Linked DNA regions of Homo sapiens: region 1 is linked to region 2. Evidence: chromatin loops called from intact Hi-C (ENCODE). Cell type or tissue: PC-3. All regions are shown on one strand. Each heading gives the region's core, and the rest is flanking DNA. Links, peaks and the distances in the headings are about the cores only. Region 1 has its middle 23 kb from the start of BRDT. Region 2 overlaps TGFBR3 (transforming growth factor beta receptor 3).

What was found. Hi-C counts contacts between places; a loop is a spot of excess contacts. Peaks named below come from ENCODE experiments on the same cell type or tissue, not always from the same donor. Only the 100,000 strongest peaks of a DNase experiment are listed, where the experiment ranks them.
Region 1: a loop joins it to region 2, with 3 times the contacts of the local background. A loop is called at or near these places in 5 of 110 quality-filtered maps.

The regions. Positions count from the first base shown.
Region 1 is chr1:91,919,114-91,934,666 of GRCh38, forward strand. No RefSeq gene overlaps it. Among named protein-coding and RNA genes, the nearest start is that of BRDT, 23 kb to the right of the region's middle. In PC-3, for the core only: a CTCF peak has its summit at 8,348 (motif pointing left); a DNase peak (open chromatin) is centred at 8,348.
Region 2 is chr1:91,730,013-91,745,565 of GRCh38, forward strand. It overlaps TGFBR3 (transforming growth factor beta receptor 3), which reads right to left. Exons shown (of 17, transcript NM_003243.5): 5 at 4,764-4,947. Among named protein-coding and RNA genes, the nearest start is that of TGFBR3, 150 kb to the right of the region's middle. RefSeq lists enhancers at 2,520-2,814, 6,743-7,942. In PC-3, for the core only: no CTCF peak of the experiment used is centred there; a DNase peak (open chromatin) is centred at 7,159; H3K4me3 peaks cover 737 bases; H3K27ac peaks cover 1,875 bases.

The sequences.
Region 1 (15,553 bases), core at 5,518-10,517, 190 kb after region 2:
CCCTCTCTACTAAAAATACAAAAGAATTAGCTGGGCATGGTGGCACATGCCTGTAATCCCAGCTACTCAGGAGGCTGAGGCAGAAGAATCACTTGAACTTCGGAGGCGGAGGTTGCAGTGAGCCGAGATGGCGCCATTGCACTCCAGCCTGGGCAACAAGAGCGAAACTCCATGTCAAAAAAAAAAAAAAAAATTCTGATTCTGATGCGATGGCTCACACCTGTAATCCCAGCACTTTGGGAGACCAAGGCTGGTGGATCACTTGAGGTCAAGAATTCAAGACCAGCCTGGGCAACATGGTGAAACCCCTTCTCTACCAAAAATACAAAAATTAGCTGGGCATGGTGGCACATGCCTGTAATCCCAGCTACTTGGGAAGCTGAGGCACGAGAATCACTCGAACCCGGGAGGTGGAAGTTGCAGAGACCTGAGATTGAGCCACTGCACTCCAGCCTGGGCAACAAGAGTGAAACTCTGTCTCAAAAAAAAAAAAAAAAAAAAAAAAAACAGAAATCACCCCTGCTGATCCAGCACTTGTACTTGCAGCCCTGGCCCTGGGACCACTGCATCAGGTAAGGGAGAAAAGAAAAATTTCGAGATGATTTCAGGAAGAAAGAAAAAATTATAGTTGTTATACTGGCATACTCCTCCCTTGGTAAGGAAAACCAGCATCCTCCCCAACCACCTTTCCCTTCCTCAGATCAACCAGAAAAACAAAAAACCTAGCAGGGCCACTCTAGTCCCACTCGTGTTGAGTGTGAGCACACACTTATGAAGGTATGTAAGCCAGCCCAGCATGCTCTTATCTCTCCCTGATTTAGACAATGTTTCAATTGCCAGTCTACTTCTGCATCAAACTATTACTCTAAAGAGGGTATCTCTCTGCCCATTGTTGGACATTTTGCGCTGTACAGTGTGTTCCTTAATCTGAAGAAATGATGGTTGGCCGTCCTAATCCAGGCAACGTCTTCTGTTTTTCTTTCTTTTGCACTCTGTTTTCATTTCCATTGGATAAGCAAAGCCCATGTGAGTCAGCATCTATTCCTGTGAAGACCCACGTATAGCCCCCCAGGGCTTCCGGCATCAGTCTCACTTGCCAGCTATGATCGGGGCCTTCCCATCACAGACTCTGTTCCACAGCCATCAGCAGTCCCTGTCTCTCTTGCTGAGATACAGAATAGTTCTTCCTGGCATTTTGTGCCTTGGAATTGCCACCCACAAACCAAGCGGCTGTTGGTTAGTCGGTTGAGAGCTGTTTATTGTGCACTGTAGAATCCCGCAGTTTCTCACATAGTTCCAGAGTCAGCCATAGTGGAAAAGCAACTCCCTGCATTCCCCAGGTAACATGATGATCCTCCATAAACCATTTCCATTTTACTACGAACTCTTCTGGGCACTGTGTCCCCATTAGAATGTTTCTCTGGGCTTGGTGCGGTGGCTCACACCTGTAATCCTAGCACTTTGGGAGGCAGAGGCGGGCGGATCACAAGGTCAGGAGATTGAGACCATCCTGGCTAACACGGTGAAACCCTGTCTCTACTAAAAATACAAAAATTAGCCAGGTGTGGCGGCGTGTGCCTGTAGTCCCAGCTGCTGGGGAGGCTGAGGCAGGAGAATGGCGTGAACCCGGAAGGCAGAGCTTGCAGTGAGCCGAGATCGTGCCACTGCACTCCAGCCTGGGCGACACAGCAAGACTCCGTCTCAAACAAACAAAAAAAACAAACAAACAGAATGTTTCTCTGGCCAGGCACAGTGGCTCACACCAGTAATCCCAGCACTTTGGGAGGCTGAAACAGGAGGATTGCTTGAGCCCAGTAATTAGAGACCAGCCTGGGTAACAGCAAGACCCTGTCTCAAAAAAAAAAAAAAGTGTTTCTCTGACATCACCCGAGACAGCATGGGTATTTCAGGTGGTATACAGGTAACTTCAGCTAATGTTTCATAGCAAGGCCCATCAAGAGGAAATTCTCTAGTCCAAAGGTTCCAGTAGTTGTTGCTGGGAGGTGTTCAGAGGCTTTTTTTTTTTTTGAGATGGAGTTTCGCTATTGTTGCCCAGGCTAGAGTGCGGTGGCACAATCTCGGCTCACTGGAACCTCTGCCTCCTGGGTTCAAGTGATCCTGCCTCAGCCTCCCGAATAGCTGGGATTACAGCCCCTAGCCACCACAACCAGCTAATTTTTGTATTTTTAGTAGAGACGGGGTTTCACCACGTTGGCCAGGCTGGTCTGGAACTCCTGACGTCGTGATCCACCCACCTTGGCCTCCCAAAGTGCTGGGATTACAGGCATGAGCCACCACGCCCAGCCTAGAGGCTTTTGCCATAAACTCCAGGAAATACTCCACCGGGGGTTAGAAAGTGGAGAATTTGTCCCTACCAGCACTCTAGCTTCTACTGTGCACTGTGTGAGCTTGGGCAATATTACTGGTTCCCATTTAGCGTGTCCAATTAATGTTTGAAAAACAGATTCACATGCCTTATGTTTTACAGTACCAGGTAGGGAAAACATTCCCCAATCAGATAAAATGTTCATTCCCATGATACAATCAGGTAGAAGAGATGCTGCTGTGTGCGGTGGCTCGTGCCTATAATCCCAGCTCTTTGGGAGGCCAAGGTGGGCAGATGACTTAAGCTCAGGAGTTTGAGACCAGCCTAGCCAACATGATGATACCCTGTCTCTACAGAAAATACAAGAATTAGCCGGCGTGACAGCACGTGGTAGCAGCTACTTAGGAGACTGAGGCACGAGAATCACTTGAGCCCGGGAAACAGAGGTTGCAGTGAGCTGATATCGTGTCACGGCATTCCAGCCTAGGCGACAAAGTGAGACTCTGTCTCAAAAAAAAAAAATGCAACCACTTCACGTGAAGTGTATTCAAATACACCAACTTTCATAACTGGCTCCTCCATTTTTATGTTCCAGTTTCATGAACTCTTCCTCACCCCCAGACCATTTTATCCTCTCTTGTGCCAAAGTCTTTGGGTCCCCAGCCAAGGGTTGAGCCAAAGGACCCTGCCTCTTTTGTCAATCTTTATCTTGATTAGTCTGCCCGACTATTGCCCTAAGCAATTTCGGATCAGATTTTTCATTGTAACCTCTGCCTTCCCGCTTTTTAAATCTCTCCAAACTGAGAAAAACACAGCAAACTGGTTTGGGCCCTTTAATTGTGGGAGACCCAGAAGATTTGGTTCACTCAACCTACGATAGAACTAAGATTTTTATTGTAACCTCATCAATTTTCATTTTATTAATTCCATTTCTTAATAGCCATCTAAATATTTCCACCATGCTGGGATGAGTCCCATGACTCTCTCCTTTCTTATTCTCCCTTCCTTCCTTCCTTTCTTCCTTCCTTCCTCTCTCTCTCTCTCTCTTTCTCTCTCTCTTTCTTTCTTTCTTTCGAGACAGGGTCTCACTCTGTTGCCCAGGTTGGAGTGCGGTGGTATGATCATGGCTCACTGCAGCCTTGACCTCCCGGCTCAAGTGATCCTCCTACCTCAGCCTCCCAAGTTCCTGGGATCACAGGTGTGTGCCACCATGCTCAGCTAATTTTTTCATTTTTTTTGTAGAGATGGGGTCTTGCTTTGTTGTCCAGCCTTCTTTTTTCTTCATAGTTTCACCCCATCATCTTATTTCTTTATTCACCATATTTCTTAATAACCATTAAAAAATTTCTTGGCTGGGTGCATTGGCTCACGCCTATAATCCCAGCACTTTGGGAGGCCGAGGTGGGTGGATCATTTGAGGTCAGGAGTTCGAGACCATGCTGGCCAACATGGTGAAACCCTGTCTCTACTAAAAATATAAAAATTGGCTGAGTGTGGTGGTGGCACACCTGTAGTCCCAGCTATTCTGAAGGCTGAGGCGGGAGAATCGCTTGAACCCGGGAGGCGGAGGTTGCAGTGAGCTGAGATCATGCCGCTACACTCCAGCCTGGCGACAGAGCGAGACTCCATCTCAAAAAAAAAAAAAAGTCCACCATCCTACAATAAGTACTTTGACTCTCCCTTTTGCCTTTCCCTGTTCTCTTGTTAACTAACCTAATGCTTTTATTAACATCTGTAAGACCCACAAAGCAAATTTGTTAAGGCTTCTCTGTAGTTGGAGTCTGCAGGAGTAATATCACATGGGGTCCCCAGGTAGAAGGGGCCCCCTTAATCACGGCATTTACCCTGACCTGGTTAACAGGCACATTCATCAGGTGAATATCCTGGTCATCCCAAAGCTAGTACCACATGGCTTGAATACAAAGCACATCAGCTGCCTCATCAGGGGTGTTCCACTTGACATTTATAGGTGAATTCGGGCAGACCTTCTTCTCAGGATAAACAGACCTTACAGAGGCTTATATCCACTCCACCAGGCTGGCTGTTGCCTCAGGAATAACTTCCTTTTTTTTTTTTTTTTTTTTTTTTTTTTTGAGACGGAGTTTCGCTCTGTCGCCCAGGCTGGAGTGCAGTGGCGCGATCTCGACTCACTGCAAGCTCCGCCTCCCGGGTTCACGCCATTCTCCTGCCTCAGCCTCCCGTGTAGCTGGGACTACAGGCGCGCGCCACCATGCCCGGCTAATTTTTGTATTTTTAGTAGAGACGGGGTTTCACCGTGTTAGCCAGGATGGTCTCGATCTCCTGACCTCGTGATCCGCCCGTCTCGGCCTCCCAAAGTGCTGGGATTACAGGCGTGAGCCACCGCGCCCGGCCAGGAATAACTTCCTATGTGTCTGTGGGTCCTGCATCACCCCAAACATGTCCTTCCACTCTGCATTCTTCCCCTGAATTAGTCACTCTCATAATCCATTTTAGTAAAGCATCCTCAGGAAGCCAATGACACCAGTCTACAAAATGGAACGATTCCTTCACACTCTCCTTCTGGTTTCAATAGTTACTTGGTTTTGCCCTTCCTTCACATTGACTACCTTCTTGGTAACCACAGATCTCAGAGGCACATTCTGTTGTCCCTGTATAATTTTCTCCTTTGTGGGTGACTTTGAGGCTAGTGGCCTGAGCTCAGACAGACCCACATCTGAGGTTGGTCAGCCTCAAGTCCTGACCCAGCACCATCTTTTACTTTCATTTTAGCCATTGCAGATAACAATAACCAATGAATTAAATATCTTAACTCCACTTGTAACTTTTACCTTTAGTAACTGATCTCAACACAGCTGTGGCTTCATACCGTGGGTGACCACGTGGCCACCCAGAAATCAAAGATTTCTCATCCCCACCCTTTTATTGTTTCTCTTCCCAAACCACATGTTTCCATGAGTCAGAGCCATTCCAGCAAATCCTGCTTCACTGACATCAGTTGTGTAGGGAAAACTCTAACTGTGTTTTTCCTCTACTCTCACACCACAACAATCATCAACACAAAAGGAGACTTCTGTGACCATATGTATGGGTTTATTTTCCCCTGGACACCAAGCAGTGGACACCATCTGGGTGTCTTCTAATTCAGTTCCAACACTGTCTACCGGAATAGTGTCAGATCCCACAGGTTGAGACCAAGACTGGCCCCCCACCCACCCACACACACCAGTCTCACGTCCAGGCCTCCAGAACTTCTAACCAACTGGCTTCAAGTTGGGGTTCCTATGTCCCCCTCTTTGAGTTTGATTAATTCGCTGGAGTGGCTCACAGAACTCAGGGAAACACTTACTTGTGTTTACCGGTTTATTATAAAGCATATTGCAAAGGATACAGATGAAGAAACACGTAGGGCAAAGTATGGGTGAAGGGTGTGGAGTTTCCATGCCCTCCCTGGGTGCGCCACCCTCCAGGAACCTCTGTGTGTTCAGCTGTCTGGAATCTCTGTATCATCAATTTCTGCCTCCATTTTCACATGGTCTTCTCCACTTTTGTCTGTGTTTGTCCTCTGAGTGTCTCTTATAAGGACACTTGTCATTGGATTTAGGACCCACTTGGATAACCCAGAATGAGCTAATTTGAAGATTTTTTTTAAATTTATTATTATCATTGAGACAGAGCCTCCCTCTATTACCCAGACTAGAGTGCAGTGGCGTGACCTTGGCACACTGCAACCTCTGCCTCCTGGGCTTAAGCCATCCTCCTACCTCAGGCTCCTGAGTGGCCAAGACTACAAGCACACACCACCATGCCCAGCTAATTCTTGTATTTTTTGTAGAAACTAGGGTTTCACTATATTGCCCAGGCATGTCTCGAACTCCTGACCTCATGATCCACCTGCCTCAGCCTCCCAAAGTGCTGGGATTACAGGCATGAGCCACCACTTAGGCTGGGTGAGGTGGTTCATGCCTGTAATCCCAACACTTTGGGAGGCCAAGGTAGGAGGATCACTTGAGCCCAGGAGTTTGAGACCAGCCTGGGCAACATAGAGAGGCTCCATCTCTACCAAAAACAAAAAAATTTTAAAAATTAGGCCAGGTGTGGTGGTGCATACCTATAGTCCTAGCTACTCAGGAAGCTGAGGCAGGAAGATCACCTGAGCCCAGGAGCTGATCCTATGCACTATAGAATGTGCAGCTATGCACTATATATATGCAGCTATATATATGCAGCTATGCACTATAGCCTGGTGATAGGGTAAGACCTTGGAGGGGAGGGGAGGGGAGGGGAGAAGGAGAGGGAGGGGAGAAGGAGAGGGAGGGGAGAAGGAGAGGGAGGGGAGAAGGAGAGGGAGGGGGAGGAAGAGAGAGAAAAAGAGAAAGAGAGAAATAGAAAAAAGGAAGGAAGGAGAATAATAAAAATTTGCTGATTCCTTCAATTTTTTTTTCCAGTAAGAAAACTGAGGTCCAACAATATGAATAAAGTAACCCAAGGTCAACAGCTAGCAATGACAAAGCCCAGGCCCTCCATCTTAAAAAAAACTCATGCCTTTCCCCTGCCTTTAGTGATCATAACAATCACCCTGCATGTATGGATTTTACTTTCTAAACCACTATCATAATCATTATCTCATTTCATCTTCATACCAACTCCATGAAGCAGGTGTTATACTCATTTACACAGGAGGAAAGTGAGGCTCAGAGGCCAGGAATTTGAGGCCAGCCTGGCCAACATGGTGAAACACCGTCTCTACTAAAAATACAAAAATTCAGCATCACTTGCTGAAGGTCACATAACCCGTAAGCAGCTAAACTAGGACCACACCCAAGAATCCAGCTTCTGAAGCCTAAATTCTTTCTTATATGCCACATGGCACTATAGCAAAGTACAATGAATCAAGTGAACTTTGTTAAATCATTTTTCTGCCAATAGAAGTCTGTGCTAAAAGGACACCAATCAGTTGCTTACGGTAAACTTGGAAAACCTAACCAGCGGTTGGGCATGGTGGCTTATGCCTGTAATCCTAGCACTTTTGGAGGCTGAGGAGGGTAGATTGCTTGAGATCAGGAGTTCAAGACCAGCCTAGGCAACATGGCAAAACACTACCTCTACAAAAATTATAAAAATTAGCCGGGTGTGGTGGCGCACACCTGTGACCCCAGCTACTGGGGAGGCTAAGATAGGAGGATTGCTGGAGCCCAGGAGGTCAAGGCTACAGTGAGTGTGATTGCACCACAGCACTCCAGCCTGGGCGACAGAGCCAGACCCTGTCTCAACAAAAGAAAGAAAAAGAAAACTTAACAGCAATATTTAATGAATTTAAGTGCTAGTTTTTACATGTAGGTAATTTTTCTGCTATTTCACTTCAGTATTCCAGATCCATCCAGGGCTCAGTGCACGCACAATTCTCATTAATGCTCATGTGAATTGCATACACCAGCTCTCCACAGAAAATACACTCAAAAGCACTCATCATTTAAGAGGCAGAAACTTCCAGGTACATGCTGTCACATGATCAGGAGCCCTGACTGTCTTCCCTACTTCACAGGGGCATCATAAAATATTGTTTGTGGGCCAGGCACGGTGGCTCACGCCTGTAACCCCAGCACTTTGGGAGGCCGAGGCAGGTGGATCACGAGGTCAGGAGATCGAGACCATCTTGGCTAACATGGTGAAACCCCGTCTCTACTAAAAACACAAAAAATTAGCCGGGTGTGGTGGCGGGCGCCTATAGTCCCAGCTACTCGGGAGGCTGAGGCAGGAGAACGGCATGAACCCGGGAGGCAGAGCTTGCAGTGAGCCAAGATTGCACCACTGCACTCCAGCCTGGGCGACAGAGCGAGACTCCGTCACACACACACACACACACACACACACACACACACACATATGTGTGTGTGTGTATACACACATACGTATGTGTGTATATATACACAGTTTGTGAAAGTATTTTGTCTGCTATAATGTACTCTTCAAATATAAAGCAGTAGTATTACTGCTTCCAAAAGGTGATACAGAATAACGCTGCCATTGACAAAGTATGTGTGCATATTCTGCCACCTCGTGGCTAAAAGAAGAAATCATTTTTAATATTTATGCTTCTGGTATTAAGGTAAAATAAGTGAAAGGAACCTTGTTCATATTTTTGGAAACGTCGAACCAAGGCAGAATCTCATTCTGTTGCCCAGGTTGGAGTGCAGTGGTATGATCATAGCTTATTGAAGCCTCAATCTCCTGGGCTCAAGCGGTCCTCCCACCTCAGCCTCCCAGGTAACTGGGACCACAGGTGCCATGCCACCACGCTTGGCTAATTAAAAAATTTTTTTTGTAGAGACAGGGTCTTGCTATGTTAGTCAGGCTGGTCTCAAGTTCCTGGCCTCAAGCAATCCTCCCGCCACGGCCTCTCAAAATGCTGAGATTACAGGCATGAGCCACCACATCTGGCACCCAATTTATCCAATTAATTTCAATATTTACTGAATCTATTAACTTTATATCTTTAATGCAGTAGGAAAACACAGCACCGGAAACATAATTAGATAATTTAAATTTACTTGAACTAAAATTTATGACCTGCCTAACACCACATTTTTTCAAGTCAGGTCTGGTTTTTTTCAAGCATATATTCATTGCACATGAGAGTAGTTATTGGGAGCTACTCTGCTGGGGATACAGCAGAGAAGCCAGCACAAGTTCCTGCTTTCAATGGAGCTTACATTATAGTGGGGAAGATAAACAATAAACAGATAAATACAAAATATGTTAGTTGATGATGAATTTAATGAAGAGAAATGGAGTTGAGCAGGGGGAATCGAGTGTGACTGGCAAGGCCATGTGTGCTCCACTTCAGACAGGGCTGTCAGGGAAGGCCTGGGTGCAGGGAGAGTATTTCAGGCTGGGGAAACAGAAGGGGCAAATTCCTGATGCTGGGAAATATTTGATGTGATTGAAAAACAGCAAGGAAGCAGCAAGGAAGCCAGTGGAGCAGAGTGAGTAGGCGGGTTTTAGGGGACGAGGTCAGAGAGGTGGTGGGGATGCCAGCTTGGTGTAGCCATGGTTAGGACTTCAGACTTGGCATTGGGATTTCTAGGTGAGATGGGAGTCACAGTGTGATTTTAAGTAGTGGAGTGACCTATAATCCTGGGTAACTCTCTCACAAACAAAAGATAATACCAAATAACCTGAGAGACAAGTTTAATAGAATGCCTGGTGAGAAATGGTTACCATAAGAATATAAAATTGTTCAAAATATTTATAAAAACAGCTCTTTTAAGAGAACTCAGGGTTATAGAGAAAGAATGCATGGCATCTTTACACTGAAACAAGTTACATCAGGCTGGACATGGTGGCTCACGCCTATAATCCCAACACTTTGGGAGGCCACGGCGGGAGGTTTGCTTAAGCCCAGGAGTATGAGACCAGCCTGTGCAACATAGTAAGGACTCATCTCTATTAAAAATAAAAAAAATTAGCCGAGTGTGGTGGTACACACCTGTAGTCCCAGCTACTCGAGAGGCTGAGGCAGAAGGATCGCTTGAGCCCAGGAGATGGAGGCAGCAGTGAGCTGTGATCACGCCACTGCACTCCAGCTTGGGCAACACTGTCTCAAAAACAAAACAAACAACCAAGAAAAGAAATGAAAAAAAAAAGAGAGAGAGAGAGAGAGAGAAACAAGTTATATCAGGCAAACCAAAGCTATTTTTACTTAGGATTGTCTCTGAAAAAAAGAAAGCTTTCACAATAGTACATAAATTCTCAAGACACTCTTCAATGAAGAAATAAATACTTCCTGAATGTCCACTATATGCAGGTAACCTGAAAAGGCAGGTTACAAGACAGGGCTCCTGCTTTAAAGTCACCTATAATTCAACTGAGGAGATAAAACATATGCATATAAAATAATATCATAAGGAAACGTACAAATTCTGAAGGAGAGCTGGAGACAAGGCAGTGGCATTTGGCAGGAGGAGCTATGCTAATGCCGGGCTGCAGAAGAATGCAGGGTCAGGCAGGAATGGAGGCAGGGAAAACAGGGCAGGGCTGGGGTCCAGGAACAGTGATCTTGGTCTGGGCCAAAAGCCAAGAAAGACCAGGAGTCAAGAGGCCATACTTGGGATTAGAGACTCAGAGAATTTTAAAGGGGAAGAAAAATTGGAGATGATTGAATCCAGGTTTCCTGTTTCACAAAAGAGGAAAATCAGATCAATCAAGATTTCACTGGTTAGTGACAGAGCTGGTCCTAGAACAAAGACCGCTGAGTTTTTGTTTTGTTTTGTTTTGTTTTGTGTTTTCTGAGATGGAGTTTCCCTCTTGTTTCCCAGGCTGGAGTGCAACGGCGTGGTCTCGGCTCACTGCAACCTCTGTCTCCCAGTTCAAGCAATTCTCTGGTCTCAGCCTCCCGAGTAGCTGGAATTACAGGTGCCTGCCACCACGCCCAGATACTTTTTTGTATTTTTAGTAGAGACTGGGTTTCACCATGTTGGCCAGGCTGGTCTCCAACTCCTGACCTCAGGTGATCCACCCACCTCAGCCTCCCAAAGTGTTGGGATTGCAGGCGTGAGCCACTGCACCTGGCTGATCCTTGGGTTTTTAGTCCATTGCTTTTGCACATCACCACCAGGAAAATGACAGTGGACCTATGGAATTCTCAAAATTGCAAAGCAGGGTTGGAAGTGAGCCTCATGGGACCATGAAGAGAACACAGATCATCATGATGGGCTAGAAGCAGGATGCAGATCTAGGAATTAGGTGGTCAGCAAGATGGAAAGAAGTAGCTAGGCCACAGGAGAGTAACTGACCAGTATCTTGAGGACAAATTAAGTGGGCCCAATGCTTGGCAAGGGTAAGAAATCCTGACCCTGTAAACCTGAGCAAGAGGCACGTAGAGAGCAGACAGAATTCAGACTATTCTGAGATGGGGAGGGGCACAGGAAGAGTCATCCAGTGAGAAATCATGCACAGGGGAGTGGGGTGATGGAAAGGTATCATTCCATCTTTCCTAATAATGATGGTACAATCATTTGTCTTTTATTTGGTGGTGGTGGGGGAGGAGCGTGTAAACTGATATGCTTTGGACTTGGTTTTTAGTCTTTAAAAGTTATACTTTTTTGTCAGATATGACTCCTACATGGATAGTACTGGCTAATAAAAGATGCAACTATTTGGGGATATGAAGATGTGTCACCTTTTTTATGTCAGATAATTGAGGTTTTCTATCACTTTTGTTCTACAAAGAAATTGTTAATGTATGTTTCCCGTCAATCTTCAAGTATTACTAAAATTACTAGATCTTTTCTGAAAGATTTTATGGAAAAAAAAAGATTACTACAGAGAACAGACAGAGAAAGGAATACCCCCTTTTCCTATGGACCAAGAGAGAAGTTGGCCTACCCTGTTATTATCACTGAGGCAGGGGGAAAACATGGTCTTTTTTCTGTTCCAGGATCCAACACAGGATGATAATACATTGCATTTAGAAAGATGTCTATTGACAAACAGAAATTCTTAATTTTGTTTTGTTATTTTGTTTTGTTTTATTTGTTTGTTTGTTTTTTGAGACGGAGTTTCACTCTTGTTGCCCAGGCTGGAGTGCAGTGGCACAATCTTAGCTCACTGCAACCTCCGCCTCCCAGGTTCAAGCGATTCTCCTGCCTCAGCCTCCCAAGTAGCTGAGATTACAGGCATGCGCCACCACGCCCAGCTAATTTTTTTGTATTATTAGTAGAGACAGGGGTTTCACCATGTTGGCCAGGCCAGTCTCGAACTCCTGACCTCAGGTGATCCACCTGCCTCAGCCTATAGGTGTGAGCCACGGTGCCAGGCCTTGTTTTGTTTTTTGAAACAGATTCTCATTCTGTCTGTCACCCAGGCTGGCTCAGTAACAGCTCACTACAACCTTGAACTCCAGGGTTCAAGCAGTCCTCATGCCTCAGCCTCCCAAGTAGCTGGGACTACAGGCGTGTGCCACTACATCCAGGTTTTAAAAAAAAAATGTTTTAGCTGGGCACTCATGTCTGTAATCCCAGCACTTTGGGAGGCCGAGGTGGGTGGGATCATCTGAGGTCAGGAGCTCAAGACCAGCCTAGCCAACATGGTGAAACACCATCTTTACTAAAAATACTAAAAATACAAAAATACAAAAATACAAAAAAAAGTACTAAAAATACAAAAAAAATTAGCTGGGTGTGGTGGTGGGTGGCTGTAATTTCAGCTACTCAGGAGGCTGAGGCAGGAGAATCACTTGAACCCAGGAGGTGGAGGTTACAGTGAGCCAAGATTTTGCCATTGTACTCCAGCCTGGGCAATGAGAGCAAAACTCCATCTCAAAAAAAAAATTTTTTTTGGAGAGATGGGGGTTCTCACTATGTTGCCCAGGCTAGCCTTGAATTCTTGGCCTCAAGCAATCCTCCCACCTCAGCCTCCCAAACTACTAGGATTACAGGTGGGAGCCAACATGCCCGGCCTTGATTTTAGCAGTCAAATTTATCTACATCTTCTTTTTATACATAACATTTTTACTGTCTTAAGACACTTTTTCCCAACCAAGTCACCTATGTTTTCTATTAAAAGTTTTCTTAAATTATTGTTTTTGACATTTAAGTTTTTAATCCATCTGGAGTTGATTTTTTTTTTAATTTTATGGTGTGAGTAGAAATTCAATTTATCTTTTTTCCAAATGGATAACCATTTTTCTCAGCTGTATTAAATGACCAATCTCCCCTTTTTCCACTTACCTGACATGGCATTCCAATATATACCAAAGTCCAAACATAAATGGGTTTCTCTATTATGTTGGTTAATTTGTATCACAGTAGCTAAATTCACTCCCAAGTGAACAGAAGAGGTCTCTCTAAATAAACTTAATTTTTTTTTTGTTTTTGAATGTTATCTACAAAATAAAAATGCTTAAAGTGTTAGTGAGTAGGAGTTGTAGAGAACTAGCTTTAAGAGTTCCTATCTATAATAAAATAGCTTCATAATGAATCCTAATATAAGAGAAGACAATTTCCCTTCTTGCTTTTCTTTTTCAGAAGATTCTTGGCTATTCTTAGACCTTTACTCTTCCTTATCCATTTTTTAATAATCTTGTCAAGTTCTATAAAAACCTTGTTGAGTGTTGTCTGAATTGCATTGAATCTACAGACCAGTATGGAAGGAACTTACATCATTAAGATACAGAATTTTCCTTCACATGGCCACATGGTGTCTCTACATTTGGGTCTTTTTTTTTTTTTTTTTTTTTTTTGAAATGGAGTCTCGCTCTGTCCCCCAGGCTGGAGTGCAGCGGCGCAATCTCGGCTCACTGCAAGCTCCGCCTCACGGTTTCACGCCATTCTCCTGCCTCAGCCTCCCGAGTAGCTGGGACTACAGGCGCCCGCCACCACTCCCGGCTAATTTTTTTTTTTTTGTATTTTTAGTAGAGACGGGGTTTCACGGTGTTAGCCAGGATGGTCTCGGTCTCCTGACCTCGTGATCTGCCCGCCTTGGCCTCCCAAAGGGCTGGGATTACAGGCGTGAGTCACCGCGCCTGGCCATTTGGGTATTCTTTAATGTCTCTTAACATTTTATAGTTTTCCCTTGACATATTTTATGTGTCTTTCCTAAGCACTTAACATTCTCTGATACTATTTAAAACAGTGAAGCCAGGCATGGTGGCATGTACCTGTAGTCCAGCTACTCAGGAGGCTGAGGTGGGAGGATCGCTCAGGCCGGAGAGGTTGGGGCTGCAGCGAGCCGTGATTGCATCACTGCACTCCAGCCTGGGCAACAGAGGAAGACCATGTCTCAAAAACAAAAACAAATATTTGATATCAGCGTCTTACATTTCGGCCATTCTGGTAGGTGTGTAATGCAATCTCACTATGATTTTTTTTCCTTTAAAAAATTTTTTTTTCTTTCTAAATAATAGAGATGGGGGGTCGCACTTTGTTAGGCCAGGCTAGTCTTGAACTCCTGGCCTCAAGCGATCCTCCCACCTCGGCACCCCAAAGTGCTGGAACTACAGGTGTGAGCCACCATGTCAGGCTCGTGCTGTAACTTTAATTTGCATTTCTCTGATGATTCATGATATGGAGTACCTTTTTGTATGTTTATTGGCCACATGGACATCTTTGTCAAGCACCCCATTTTTCTACTGGGCTGTCTGCCATTATCTTATTGATTACAGTAGTTCTCCACATATTCTGAAAACAAAACCTTTGTTATTATGTGTGTTACAAATAGCTTCTTCCATGCTGTACCTTACATATTCGGTCTCTTAATGGTGTGTAGATAAACTGAAGGGATTATTGTTAGTGAAGTACATTTATCTACTTATAATACTCCCAAAGTGAACAGAAGAGGTCTCTCTGAATAAAGTTACATTTATTTTTTGTCTCTGAGTGTTATCTATAAAGTTCAAATGCTTAAAGTGTTAATGAGTAGGAGTTGCAGAGAACTAGCTTTGAGAGTTCTTATCTATAATAAATTTTGTAAAGGAAGTATTGTATATAGGTTTTAAGCTTCTCTTTGAAAAGACTTTCAAGACATCTATCTCCTTTTTTTTATCTCCTTAATTTAAAACTGTATTGTCCAATATGGTAGCCACATGTGGCTATTTAAATTTTAATTCGTTGGGATTAAATAAAATTTAGAATTCAGTTTCTGATAGCACTAGCCATCTTCAAGTGCTCAACAGCTAGCTACACGTGGCTAATGTCTACCATACTGAACAGTGCAGATATAGAACATGTCTGTCCTTGCAAAAAGTTGTCTTGGACAATAGTTGTCTATAGTACAGTGCCTACTACTAACCTTCAACATTTCAAAAAGAAGGTGGCTTCTTTTTTTTTTTTTTTTTCTGAGATGGCGTCTCGTTCTGTCACCTGGGCTAGAGTGCAGTGGCGTGATCTCGGCTCACTGCAACCTCCACCTCCTGGGTTCAAGCGATTCTCCTGCCTCAGCCCCCCAAGTAGCTGGGACTACAGGTATGCGCCACCACACCCAGCTAATTTTTGTATTTTTAGTAGAGATGGGGTTTCACCATGTTGGTTGGCCAGAATGGTCTTGATCTCTTAACCTCGCGATCTGCCCACCTTGGCCTTCCAAAGTGCTGAGATTACAGGCGTGAGCCACTGTGCCCAGCCAAGGCTTCTTTTTTTTTTTAATTTAATTGTTTTTTTTTTTGAAACAGGGTCTCAACTCTGTCACCCAAGGTGGAGTGTAGTGGCATGATCACAGCTCACTGCAGCCTCAACTCCTGAGCTGAATCAG
Region 2 (15,553 bases), core at 4,770-9,769:
ACTCGGTAACCAGATTCAAAGGAAGGAGGGTGACAGTGAAACTGAGCAAATGGCAGACACAGGGAACCACGAGCTCAAAGGATGGTTCTTCGTCTGTGAAGTCCGCAACCACTGCCCTGAAATGCATCCTGTTATGGTCACCAGTGACCGCCTATTGACTAGCCCCCAACTAGGGGCCTCTTTTGGCTAAATCTTCTCCTTGCATGTTCTCTGTGATACTTCCTGTCCTCGTCTGTTTCCTCTGACCTATCTTTCACATCTCTTCCACTGGTTCCTCCTCTGCTCAGAATCTGTATAGACCCCAACCCAGAGAATCTGATTCAGAACACCCAGGCGGGGCCTAGGGAGCTTTCTTTTTTGAAAAGCTCGTAGTAGATTCCAATATAAACCAAGGCTAAGAACTTCTCAGCTCCTTCCTCAATCCCCTTTCTATCTCATTCTTTTTCTAGGTGATCTCAATCACTCCCATGGTTTCAACCTGTACCTAGATCATGACTCCTTTTCTGAGCAGTTGACTTATACTGTCATCTGTCTACCAAGCATCTCCTATCTAAAAATCCAATACTTATGTATTTCATGGTCAGCGTATTTAACATTCAATCCATTCTATCCCCAAATGCACTCCTCCTTGGATATTTGTTATTTCAACTATCAGGAGAAGCAACCACCTAATTAATCCTCCGACACCCCATGTAGAATTAATCTTTCCCTCATATGTATTCCTCACAGCACTTTATACTCTGAAGATGAAAGGTAGGAATTTGGGGGAAATAAAGAAGGCAGACTTTCACTCTTTCTCACAATCTGAACACAGACAACTCAAGTTTATATGGCACTTTACAGTTTACAAAGTGCTTTCGCAAACATTATCTCACTGTGCTGAGAGTTGCTCACCACCTCCACCCGGGAAAGTGATGCAAGTACCAGAATCTGAAGACACTCCCACAACGGCACATGCCATTTACACAGCACGGCGGCTGATGGGATTTCCATCCACGGGCTTAAATATTTCAACAGAACTTGAAAGAAACTGCTGGCAGTGTGACAGCTGGGACCAGTGTCAAGGAAGTTCTAGGTGTAGCATGCTTTTTTCAGAAGGGATAATTAATCAGAGGCCTGGCACTACTATAAAACAGACTTCTGCCTTTTCCATTTTGAGGACAGGATGCCAGGGTTCAAGTCCACATGGAAGTCTCACTTTGGAGTAAGGAATCCAACCAGGGGGTCCCAAGACTGGGTTGATACTGTCCCTCCCCCTCCCCACTTGTGCAACCTCCCTTGTGCTGAGGTCCGCAGCACACACTGGGGCATCATGGCTCTGGCCACCACAGCACCCCCAGCACCACCCCAGAACAAAGGGGACCAAAGCCTCTGTTTGTCGGCTCGTTGCGAGAGAGCATTGGGTTTGCACTCTGCAGTCTCCTCTAATTCCCCTCCCCCTCAGAGAGAAAAGCTCAAGGCTCCACTGACTCAGGCTGCTAGAGCAGCCTCCCTCCACATCTGCTGAGGGTTTTGCCAGATGAGCAAATGAGGTATGCACACCGTGCAGCTGCAGCCCTGCGGATGCCTCCCCCACATCACAGGATGGAAAATGATATTGGAACGGCAAGGTTGAAATTTAATTAAGAAAGAGCGTCTATGGGCCAGGGACAGGACAGTCTGGAACTCAAGAGACTAGGGCCCTCCTGGGATTGTGGCCGGCATATCCAGTTCATAGGTGTGCCTGGCTTGTATCTGGCACATAGTGGGCATATGGTATAGGTTTCCTGAATTAACAAACAATGATGTGAGATTTGAGACAAATAACAAAATATTCACTCATGTGAAGCCACTAGGAAAGGTCTAATTGTTCAAAAGTTGATGTTATTAAGGGCTCTAGTCCCAGAAGCCATTGTCACTAAGTTGAATAAGCTGACCACTTTTGTTGTGTGTGGTTTCTCCCCCGCTCCCCAATGACTTTCCGAATGCCTGGCATCAAAACTTATACCGAGTGCCAAGTAGAAAGGAAACCACAAAGGGGAATTCCCGGGTAGAAACCTGGCAAGTTTGGGGGCAGGGGGAGTCACATGCTTATTTGTATTTTAGGGAAAGATTGACAAATGACTTTGAGACACAGAAGGATATACTCTGAGAGCAGGAATGAACCTGGGGGGTAATGCAAACACCTCATTTTCCTGCTGTGGAAACTGAGGCTCTGGTGGTAAGTCAATGTTGCTTGAAGCCTCGCAGCAAGACCAGCTGGGATAAGAGCAAAACTCTTAAATTCTTTCATTCTGGGTATATAGATGAGAGCAGTTCCCAAACGTCAGCAAGCATCAGATCTCCTAAAGGGCTGATTGAAACACTGACTGCTGGGTCCCACCCCCAGAGTTCCTGATTCAGTTGGTCTGGGTTGGGCCTGAGAACTGGCATTTCCATCAAGTCCCCAAGTGATGCGGATGCTGCTGGGGCAAAAACCACACTCTGAGAACTGCTCGGGTTAGAGCAACCAGGCCTCATGGCCTGCGATCGCTGGGTACAAGAAAGGTAGAGCCAGGTCGGATTCTGGGAAGTGGGGGATGAAGCTTGCTCAGTGCAGTCTGAGCCGTGGTGATAAACATATCACTTTATGGTCCACTGACCTCACCAAGGAACCTCCTTTCCCTACTGCTCCTCTCTCCACGGCATGGCCCGGTGACTCATACTCAACTGGTGGCTGGAGTCAAGTTTCAGGGGTTCCGAAGGTGTTACCAAGGAGTTAACAGTTTTTACTGCACCAGACACAAGGTCCTTTAAGTTGGCTTCCCCTACCCAGTGTGCACAGGCTGAACCAGTTAAGTGACAACCCGTGGCTCTCAGGGTAAGTGACTACTGTGCTTAGAAAGAAGCTCATGCACTGCCGAGAGAACACAGTCCAACATTCTAAATGTTATTATAACAAATTTTCTTATTCTAACAAATTCCAAGGGGTAATCAACATTCTTTCATGCTACTAGAATTCTGCTTCAGAAACGCGGCCCGCTGGCCAGGGCTTAGAGTCTTTATTAAAAGAAATTTTTCATTTTGTCTCAATGGGATTTGACCTCTGTTATTAGCTACCTATCATGAGAGTACAGAAACAAACTTAGACTTTTTGAGCCCAGCCCTCCTCTAAGTCCCCTTCTCTCTGCCTCAACTAAACAAGGATGTTCATCCAGGTGGACCACTTCCCTTTTTGAGTTATGCTTATTTGGCTAGGACTTAAAGTACAGCTCAGGCAACAAGCGTTAAACTCAAGAGTCAGGAAGCCTGGGTTTGTGTTCTGGCTTTGTCACTTGTTAGTAACTTGGATGTGAGCAGGTTCACTTAGCCCTCCACTAAGCCCTCTGTAAAACGGTGGAAATGACATCTTCCTCCTGGGGTTACTGTGGGGTTAAGTGGGATGCACGTGAAGGCCCCTGAAATGGCTTCTGCACGTAGCATCCTCTCCGACGTCCACGTCCACCTTTCCTGCCTCTGTCTCTCACACACTTTAAAGCAGCCCAGATCCAAATAAGAGTTGGGATCAAGTGTTCACTAACCCACCCTTCCCTGTCTTGTCTATGAGGAGGTGACAGCTGCTGTAGAATTTAACAGAAAGCAGCTGGATGCTGAAGACCTTAAACGCAGTGTTCACACAATCAGCCAGCTATAACAAGGACCCATTCACAAGAGTTATTTCCTAGTAACTTATGGGGGTTCCAAATATACTCAACTGAAAATAATGATTTTTAAAAAAAGGTCTGGCCAGGTGCGGTGGCTCATGCCTGTAATCCCAGCACTTTGAGAGAACAAGGGAGGAGGATCTCTTAACCAGCAGTTCAAAACCAGCCTGGGCAACACAGCAAGACCTGTGTCTACAAAAAATTGTAAAAATTAGCCAGGTATGATGGCATATGCCTGTAGTCCCAGCTTCTTGGGAGACTGAAGCAGGAGAATCACTTGAGCCCTGCAGGTTGAGGCTGCAGTGAGCACTGATCGCACCACTGCACTCCAGCCTGGGCAACAGAGCAAGACCCTGTTGAAGGAAGGAAGGGAGGGAGAGAGGGAGGGAGGGAGGGAGGGAGGAAAAGAATGAAAGAATGAAAGAATGAGAAAGAAAGAGAAGGTTTTTTGTTTTTGTTTTTGTTTTAAAAAAGGCTTTCAAAACTGGGTTTCTGGATATTTCTATCCCTTTGCAATGCAAGGAAATTTAAATAGGCAATCTCTTATCAAGACCCTACACTTCTTTTCTCCAATAATTTGTCCTTGTAATAGTCATTTGTACTAAAAATATATTTAAATACTTTTCCTTTGCTATTGTCCAAAATGTAACCTATGTCTCAGCACCACAAACTGACACAGGCTTCAAACGTTTGCAGAACACAGGTAAGAGGAAGCCACCTGCTGACCCATTCATTCTGCCAGCTCTTCCACTCCATCAGTCATCACCTCCTTCCCACACCCTCAGCTTCTCACCTCCACTTACTTTTTTTGACTTCTGTGCATGGGTGTCTTCTAAATCCCACACAACAACCTTCTCCTCTCTCCCCCTGCTCCTCCCTGTGTTTCACTTGGCCATAACCAGGCCTGCTTCCCCAGGAGGAAAAAAGAAGGGAGGGAATATGGGGGGCGGTGGAGAGGCCTGGGGCCAAATGACCCCTCAGGTCCCTTCCAGGTCCAACATTCTGTAATTCTGTGATTCCTTGCCCTAACCACCTGGTTTCAGAAAAGAAAACAATTGCCTGTCATAAATCAGTCATTAACTGAAGCCACATAAAATTTACCTTCCCCCACTTTAATATAAATGTTTCTTGCTATCTTGAGTTCGGTGAATGAAGTAACTGCTCCATACTCTTTTCGGGCCCAATTTAACAGATGTTCATTTCCATGGGGGAAGTTCCTTTCTTCTGTTTCTGCTGTCAAGGAGAAGTTTGCTGATGAAAACTGGACCACAGAACCCTCAGACACCTAGAGGAAAGAGAATTGCGTATTTAACATGGTGCAGTCACCGGAGCTGAATCATAATTAGAGAAAGTACTTCTCAAATCGAAGTGCTTGTAAATCGAACCTCTTCCCTTTGTTATACAAGCAGATCAGCGTTTTTAAGCAGCGGATTCAAGGAATAATCCCAAGCCTAGTCCTCCCAGACAAAGGCAAAACTACCAATGCAGGATGTCCCTCTGAACTCTGAAAGAACCTTGTGAGGACGGACTGCATTGCACATTGAGTAATCGTAAGAATTATCACTGCTATTTCCAAGAAATCTAAATCGAAGACCAATCTTACAATGAATGTATTTCAAGTCAAGTGGGAAGCCTTGATGAATGTTCTCGTGGGCTTATAAAAAGCTTCAGGATCAAGACAAGTGATCCCAAAGTCCTGCTAGCAACTGATCACGACTTTCAGGTCTTCCACAGTTGCAGCATCTGCCAACAGAGTCATCACAATAGGGAAACAGCGAGAGTCCTCTTGGTTTATGTTCACCTCAGCACTGAGATAAAAATGGCCAAAGGTTGCCAGCCTTTCTATCACATTGCTCTATTTCATAAGAGTGAGATGAATGTTTGTAACAGTTTATTGTGTAAGACCCCCAAATTCCCATAGATAATGAAGTCAAGAGGCTGTTAAACTGATCTAATAAAACTTTCAGGATGACGTATGCAAGTACCTCATTCTTGCTGAATGTATTTAGACCACTGCTGACCTAGCATATCATGGTATATGTGTAATTAACACATCCAAAGGAGGAAAATCATCATCTTGTTGCTGTGCTATAATCAAATTTAGTTGCTGGTGAAAATATGTATGCCATTTTTGTTGGCTAGCATTTATAAAATAACTGATTTTTTCAATGTCAGAGTGAAACCTCAAAATGTGGGCAAGAAGGCTCACAAATTCTCAGGTCATAGAACTATAAATGTCTTGTATTAAATTTCACATGAACCATTTATTCATAACGAAAAGCATGCAGTTTCTGAAGTAAGACTAAGAAGCAAGTCGAGGGCAGGGATTTTATTAGTGGTTCTATCACAGCAGCATTTTTAACACACACAAAATTATATTTTCCCAGCTACTGTGCTAGGCATTAATATTTTCTATACAATTATATAAACGTATCTTCTAAAAACGCTGGCAAAAAAAAGTACTTCAATTAATTGATTCCATGACCTACTAATGTTGCAAGCTGAAAACTAGAATCACCTGAAAAGTTTCTAGATATCCTGATGCCCGGGCCACACAGATGGTACAGAGCTACATGTTCCACTCTGGTTTTGTTTATAACTGGCATCAGGACATTCAGAAATGATCGTGACTACACTTGACAGCACTGATACGTAGTAAGTGTGCAGTCAGTGGTAGCTGTGTAGAACTACACAGGGCTCTGTGGAAGCCCTGAATTAATCACTAATAAACTCGGTGTAAACCAAAGCTACTCACAACAGCTACCACTGACTGCACACTTACTACGTATCAGTGCTGTCAAGTGTAGTCACGATCATTTCTGAATGTCCTGATGCCAGTTATAAACAAAACCAGAGGGGAACATGTAGCTCTAACCTTGTTTTGACGTCGCCTGAATAAGAAAAAAATCCTAGGTCATTTTCCTGCCAAAAAATAACCATGCCCACCTAAGTGTAACTTCTCTGAGGCTTAGCTACTCATCAACACTGAACTTCCAACAATGTTTATCTAATTTTTTGACTTTTGCACTGTAGTAAAATCTTCCTTTCACTTGTACTAAAAAGGCATTTTTATCAAGGCTGTCACCAAAACCCACAACAGTCCAGAGGCCTTTGTCCCACTGCCAGCACAGTTCTGAATGTTTAGACGAGAAACCCTGGATGTTCTGCTTCTTGTTTCTCATTCATGTTGTGGCCATAAACTACAGCAACCCTATATACATTATACACAGAGTACGTTTTTCAGAGCGGAAAGCGGGATGTCACACTGGTGCATTCCAGAGGCAAGAAAGCAAACAGCACAAATACAGAAGATATCAACGGCAACTCCGAATTGTGTCCTGAAGTAATTAAAGAGCGATGCCGTGATGAAGCTGGTGATGGGGCTGATTCGTGGAGGAGGAACAACTCCCTCTGCTCCCTCCAGGCATTGTTGTCCTCACGGGCCAGCAGCAATAAGCTTCATACACTCAGGGCTGAGGAATTTGGAACTGGAGTTAACTGCCACTCCTCAGGCACATTCCAATAAGAAGAAAGCAAAGCTGCAGTGAGGTGTCCCTGACTGCAGGTCAGTGGAAATTTTCAGCTTCAGCAAGGAGTGAGCTAGCACTCCCCTCCTGACTGCCAGCTCTCCTGACCCTGACAAGGCTACAGCTGAGTTTTAGAAGGTGTTGTTTTAGAAGGTATTGTTCAGATGTTATTTCCATCTGATTTGCGGAACTGTGAGGCAGGCTACGGTGACCTCTACAGCAGAAAAGCGGAAACCTCAGAGAGTCTAATGGCCTACCCAAGGCCAGAGAGTCATGCACCAGGCCCAGACCAGAACTTAAGACTTCTGACTCCTGGTCACAGCTGGCCTCTGCTTGCACCCTTCCAGAAAGAAGACCTCACTAGCTCCCAAGACAGCAGATTTCTGTTCTGTTAGATTCATTTTTTATACACTAGTCTGAGCCATGCCTACTAGAACAAAGAATTCCTTCGTCTTTCTTCCATGAGACAAGACTTCAGGTGTTTAAAGGTGTCATCTGACCTCAATCACATGTTTGCTTTTTCAGGGCAACACCCCTAGCTTCTTCAGTTCTGCCCCAGATACCCTGGTTGTCAGAGCGTCAACAGGATAGTCTCTGAAAGACGGTGTCGGGACAAGATTCAAGGTCTCCAGGTATGGTCTGAGAAGCATACTGTGATGGTTCATTTTATGTGTCAACTTGACTGGGCCACAGGTGCCCAGATATTTGGCCAAACATTATTCTGGGTATTTTGGTGAGGATGCATTTGGATGAGATTTAAATGTTAGTACATTGAGTAGGGCAGATTTCTCTCCCTGACATGTATGGGTTCATCCAATCAGTTGAAGGCCTGAATAGAACAAAAAGCTGACTCTCTCACAAGTAAGAATTCTACCTGATGGCTTTCAAACTGGAACATCAGCTCTTCCCGGTGCTACAGCAGCCTACAGGCCTTCGAACTGGAACTGGGGCACTGGCTCTGCAGATTTTGGACTTCTTAGCCTCTATAATTGCATGAGACAATTCCTATAATAAATCTCTTTCTCCATATATGTGAACACTGCATGAAGCATCCACATTAGCTTTGGCATCAGCTGAACCCTGCTATGATCTCATATTTACTAATTGATATAGTTTGCATATTTGTCCCCACCTAAATCTCATGTTGAATGGTAACCCCCAACGTTTCACATGGGGCCTGGTGGGAGGTGTTTGGATCATGGGGGCAGATCCCCCCATGAATGGCTTAGGCCATCCCCTTGGTAATAAGTGAACTCTCGTCTTGAGTTCACGTGAGATCTGCTCATTTAAAAGTGTGTGGCACCTCCCCCGACACACGTTCTCTCTCTTGCTCCTGCTTTTGCCATGTGTAAGTGCCTGCACCTGCTTCATCTTCCTCCATAAGTAAAAGCATCCTGAGGTCTCCCCAGAGGCAGATGTTGGTGCTATGCTTCCTGTACAGCTTGCAGAACCATGAGCCAATTAAACCTCTTTTCTTATAAATTGCCCAGTCTCAAGTATTTCTTTTTAGCAATGCAAGAACAGCCTAATAAACTAATCTATGCTTTAAACATAGAGCCAACAAAGATTTATGGAGTGCCTGCCTACTCCATTGTTCTCCATGCTGGAGACACAGTGGAGAGACACAGTGGAGAATATGACAGAAAAAATTCCCTGCCCTTATGGAGATTAAAGTCTAATAAGACAGCCAGAGGAGCACAATAAGGTCACTGAGAAGTTAAAGACCTAAAGGAGACGAAAGAACAAACCACACAAACATCAGGGCAAGGAGCATTCACAGTTGAGACGCAGCAAGTGTAAGGTCTGACATGGTGAAGGAAGACCAAGGAGGTCAGTGTGGCTGGACACAGGGCTGAGAGGAGGTTGGTAGGACACAGGGCTGAGGCAAGGTTGGTAGGACACAGGTCCCAGAGGAGACCAGTAGGCCCAACAGGACCTTGTAGACCGTTGTAAGGACTATTGAAACATCTACCAAATGTTTTCGCAGGATGGCTCTGGCTGCTATGTTGAGTCTAAGGGGAGACAAAAAGCAGGAGATCATTAGTAGACTTCCGGAATAATTCAGGTGAGAAACAGTGGTCACTCACACCAGGAAGGATGGTAGAGATGATGGTACCTAACCCCCCAAGGTCTTTTCACCAGTTCGAGGCTTTTCTATCCTATCCTTATACCCATAATTCTCCCAAAATAAATGCAAAGTCTTATAGTTATTCTTCAGACCCATATTTCAAGTCTGAAGAGACCATGTAAAAATCCTTATTTTATTAGCTATAAATAATTAAATTTTATAGCACACCTTCTGCACTTTCATCTAAATCCCTGAGAGGTTGACCAAGACAAGGCTGAAGTCTGTGACTCATACGTACACTCCCACACTAACCTGAGCACATTAGCAGTCCTTGCTGGGGTTCCAGGTTGTTCAGCCAACTACCAAGGGACCTCACAGAACCTTCCTCATCTTTGTAAGGGCATCATGCTACAACCCACCAAGAACCCTGCTGCATTAGTCCATTCTCACACTGCTATAAAAAAATACCTGGGACTGGGTAATTTACAAAGAAAAGAGGTTTAATTGGCTCATGGTTCCACAGGCTGTACAGGAAGCATGGCTGGGAGGCCTCAGGAAACTTACAATCATGGTGGAAGGTGAAGAGGAAGCAGGCGTGACTTATATGGCAGGAGCAGGAGGAAGAGAGGGAGTGGGTAGGTGCTACATACTTTTAAATAACCAGATCTCGTGGTAAATCACTCACTATGACGAGAACAGCACAAAAGAGGAAATCTTCCCATCCCCATGATCTAATCACCTCCTACTACCAGGCCCCACTTCCAACACTGGGGATTACAATTTATTTTATTTTATTTATTATTTTTTGAGATGGAGTCTTGCTCTTGTCACCCAGGCTGAAGTGCAATGGTGCGATCTCGGCTCACTGCAACCTCCACCTCCCAGGTTCAAGAGATTATTCTGCCTTAGCCTCCCGAGTAGCTGGGATTACAGGCGTGTGCCACCACATCCGGCTAATTTTTGTATTATTAGTAAAGACGGGTTTCACCATGTTGGCAAGGCTGGTCTCAAACTCCTGACCTCAGGTGATCCACCCACCTCGGCCTCCCAAAGTGCTGGGATTACAGGTGTAAGCCACCACACCCAGCTGGGATTACAATTTTTTTTTTTTTTTAGATGGAGTCTCGCTCTGTCGCCCAGGCTGGAGTGCAATGGCATGATCTTGGCTCATTGCAACCTCCACCTCACGGGTTCAATTGATTCTCCTGCCTCAGCCTCCCAAGTAGCTGGGATTACAGGCGTCCACCATCAGGCCCGGCTAATTTTTGTATTTTTAGTAGAGACAGGGTTTCACCAGGTTGTCCAGGCTGGTCTTGAACTCCTGACCTCAGGTGATCCACCTGCCTCAGCCTTCCAAAGTGCTGGGATTATAGGCCTGAGCCACTGTGCCCGGTCACAGGATTACTATTTAACATGAGATTTGGGCAGGGACATAGACCCAAATCATATCATTTGCTGAAATGAAGACAAGATATTTCCAGGTCATTCCTCTAGTCTACCAGTCCATGCTCCAGACACTGCATTAATTTTCATGGCATAGCACCCTTATCAGAGTCTGGCTTGTAGAAGAACATAGGATATAAAGAGAATAGCAAAACACATAAGAAATGTAGGGAAAATAATTTTGTCTAATATGAGAAAGGGTTGCAATCATCACTGCAAGGAAGATAACTGCAAGAGTGTATAGGAGAAAAACAACCTATTTTTCTCTATGCTCACACCACTCTCAATAGTTTACTTCTGACATCGCATGTCTGGGTGTTTTTCCCACACCAACTAATTCTCCAACTCAGAACACCAATTGATGCTGTGTATTTCGATGTAATTCTGATACCATCTACCTGGAGATAGGTCAGACCGCACAGATTAAGGGCTCAGTCCCACAAGACTGCCCCTCTTCAGATGCTTCTGATAGTGGGGCTATAAATCATAGGTTCCCATGACCCTGAGGTTCAATTATTTTCTAGAATGGCTCACAGAACTCAAGGAAATACTTTTAAGTTTATTCATTTATGATAAAGGATACAACTCAAGAACAGCAGCCAGATGGAAGAGATGCACAGGGCAAGGTACGGGGAAGGGGTGAGGAGCTTCTGTGCCCTCTCGGAGAGCGCCACTCCCCCACGCCCCGGCACCTCCACATGCTCACCAACCAGCAGCTCTCCAAACCCTACCCCACAGATCAGGGATTTCTAGGGAGCCTTCATTCCACAGGCATGACTGATAAAACCATTGGTCATGTATGATTAAGTCAATCTCCAGCCCTTCTCCCCTCCTTCAGAGGGGTGGGCTGAAAGTTCTAACCTCTAATCACATGGTTGGTTCCCTTGGCAACCAGCCCCCATCCAGAGGCTATCCAGGAGCCCCAGCCACCAGTCATCTCACCAGCATACAAAAAGGTACTTAACACTTCAGAGATGATGAGGGTTGGAGGAGCTGTGTGCCAGAGGAGGAGACTATTTATTCCATGCCCCATCTTCCACCTTATCCCTGGAGGCTTGCCACAACACTGTCCCATTTTGGGTCCTTATAATCTCAACCAAACTGTTGCAGTAACTTTCTACCCTCCCAGCCGCTATTCCTGTTCCTTCTACCCCTCCTCCACACTGTCACCTGGGTAATCCTTCTAAAAAGTAAACACATGATAAAGCGGAATGGCACCTAAGCATCTTAACATGGCGCATGACTGAAGTGCCTCTGCCCGCCCTCATCTCATGCCACCCTCCCACATACCCAAGAACTACTCACAGTTGTAGAACACATCATGCTGCCACACACTCCTGGGTCTTTTTACACCCTGCACCCTGCCTGAACCCGTCTATCCTACCTTGCTCCCATGGCAAACCGTTCTGTGTCCTCCCAGGAGTATCACCTGCTCTGTGAAGCCTCCCAGGCTCCCTACTCTCCTCACAATGAGCTGCACACAAGTGACTGTACAGACCTTTAGTCCATCCCTCTCTCACATGGACTGCAACTATTTATCAGCATACCTGCCACCCTCATTTGACAAAGAGCAACACCTCGAGGGCCAAGAAAAAACCTTGTTCATTCTGAATCCCTTGGGCCTGGCATAGTGCTGGGCATGAAGCAAGGACCCAATAATTGCTTGTTGAATGAAAGCTCAATGTTGTTACCTACAGGAAAAGATACACCATAATTGATTCATTCCCATTACCCAAACTCATTGCTTCCCTTACTGCCCAGGAAATGAGCTTTTGGCCAAGCTTTAAAGCTAATGATTTGATTTTTCACCTAATAACTCCACCTAAAAACCAATTATTAAAGCATATTTAGTAATTCCATGTCTTCCCCACAACCCAATGAACTTTCCTCCTGCTTGCTAATTAAAACCCAATCCTCTAACATTCCCTGACATGACAAATGTCTTCCTGTGGGAATGAACAGAGCACTGGGCTCCAAGGGTCCCAATTCCTAGTAAACGTTTGTTGAAGGGGAACCATGAAGCACTTTACAGTCAAACAAATCCTGGGATGCTGAGGTGCACCCTGGACTCTCCTGAATGCTCCTCCCTACTTGAACCATGCACAACATTTGTATTTGAAATTCAGGTTATGCTACCAGACTTTTTTAAAGAGCAGAACATTACTCTATCTGCCAATTGCTGGGAGTTTTATTATAAGAACTTACGGCTAGGCAACCACAGCCAAGTTTATTATTTTTTCTGGATCAGGTTCAACAACCTCATCCAAAACTACATGAAAAAAGCCAAAGAGGCAACCAGCCCTTTGTTTCCACACCTGTCTTTAAGCTTTAACTCTTAAAGTCCTCAGCGGATCCACGGAAGCCTCAAGGTTGATCTCCCAAGCCTGAGTGAAGTGTACAAGTCCCAGCTAATGAGCACAGACACCATTTTCCTGGCACTGAGGTTCTTTGCTTTAGCACTTAGCACATCAGCTGACTCACCACCTGGCAGGTTGCATTGTAGCCTCTCTCTGGGCCTCCCCAACGTTGGTTTAGTCTTCAGTGGTGAGGAGAGGAACTTGCTGTGGATAGTGCCACACATCCCCATCCTCCTGCCTCCTTGACCCCTACCCCAAAAAGAATGCTCCCAGATGAAGTCTTGAGGAAACTTCAGGCCACCCTAGATCAAAAGTGGATATTAAGTCTCATCTTAAGTTTCACCTCAACCTCCTTCAAGTCTATTCAAATGTTACCTTCTCAATGGGCCCATTTAAATTTACAACCCCACCACCCAGCCCCACTCTAGGAATTCTGATTTTCCCAAACTCACTTTACATTTTATTTCTACAGTACTTGTCACCTTCTAAAATGCCATATAATATGCTTATTGCCCAACTCCTTCCACTAGAAGGTTCCTTCAGAGGCTGGGATCTTAGTGTGCATTGTCCATGGGTATACCCCAAGTGTTGGGTACAAAAAAGATACTTGTTAAGTATTTGTTTGATAAATAAAACAAATCTTGATGTCCAATTAACTGGCAGTGCCTGCCTAAGGTTCTGTGCTGAGAAGGATTCTGAGGTCATATTCAGGAGCAGTGGAGAAATGGGAACAAATGCCATGAGCAACCACGTGTCTGCCAGGGGGTTAGCGAAGGCATCATTGCTCTACAGCTGTTATCCAATGTAGTGTCCACTGGCCACATGGCACCATCAAGTACCTGAACCTGAAATGTTGCTGGTTAAATTGACCTGTGTTATATAAATGTAAAATGCATACCACTTAGCACAAGAAAAATCCCTATCTCATTAATTTTTATTGACTGATTACAAGTTTAAGTGATATTATTTTGGATCTACTGGGTTAAACAAAGTGTCATTAATATTAATTTTACTTACTTTTTTTTTTTTTTTTTGAGACGGAGTTTCGCTCATCACCCAGGCTGGAGTGTAGTGGCACGATCTCAGCTCACTGCAGTCTCTGCCTCCCAGGTTCAAGCGATTCTCCTGCCTCAGCCTCCCGAGTAGCTGGGATTACAGGCACCTGCCACCATGCCCGGTTAATTTTTTGTATTTTTAGTAGATATGGGGTTTCACCATGTTGGGCAGGCTGGTCTCGAACTCCTGACCTCAGGTGATCTGCCCACCCCGGCCTCCCAAAGTGCTGGGATTACAGGCACGAGGAGCCATGCCCAGCCACTCAGCCTTCTTTTACTTTTTAAATGCACCAATAGAAGACTTAAAATTACATATATTGTTGGCATTATATTTCTATTGGACAGTGCTTCTCTAGAGCCTCCTCCAATTTGACCCTAAGAAAGGAACATGTTTATGAACTGATCATGTCCATCCATCTGCTTCTTGGTCTGGTCTCAACATAAATCAATGTCAAGAAAACATCTCAAGCCCAACGCTTCCCAAAGTCTGATCCTCAGACAGAAGTACGTTAAAATGCAGACTCCAGGGTGGTGGGAGGTAGAAATGTAGGAAACTACATTATAATCCTCCCTCTACCACTCATGATTCTGACGCATACTTGAGGAACATTGTTCTAGGCCATAGATATGAATATTATTTAAACTCCAATAATCTTTATAAAGCTCGAATGAGATTGTTTGAAGAACGAGCAAGAATCTCTCCTCTGCACTGATGATAAAAAGCCAAGAGGGAGAGTGTAAAGCCAAGTCATGGATGGAGTCATCTCCTTGCACATCTCAAAAGGAAGAAATGGGCCTTGTGAAATAAGAGAAACCATAGCTCCCCAATGATAATGAAAAAGCCTGTTGAGATCTCAGAGGAAATCTGTTCCAGGAATCTCAAACGCACGCGTACACACACACACACACATCCCCTACAACTCAGCTGTGGTCCATTTGGAACTTGAGTTATCAGCTGGGTGAGTGCCTGCTATTCAGGTTACAGGCCCTTGGGGCTGCTCTAACTCGCACATCCAACTGCACACATGTCCGTGACTTTGGCATTGGTGGAAGTTCAACACTTACACAATGAAAATAGACTCCTCCCCCTCTTCTGTCCTGCCCTACTCCCAGCTTTCAGTATTCCTCTTCCCTTTTCCTGACTCCTGCACAAACAAATCTCTTTTTGGAGTTGCCTGCTTAGGAAAATAGAAAGAGCAAAACAAGGAAAACAAAGAAAGCAAAGAAAAACACACTGATATTTCAGAAACACCTGCCATGCCAAGAACTTGCTGGCTCAGTTCCAGGGGGAAAAGACACACGGTAAAGGAGAATAGGTATTCCTCAAGAATCTCAGTTGAGGTTTAAGTGGGATCTACAGATTGGCCCTAGAACTCATCACAGCCCCCACACAGAAAGGCATTACAAAGATTATGCTTTTATGTATTTTGGACACACAAAG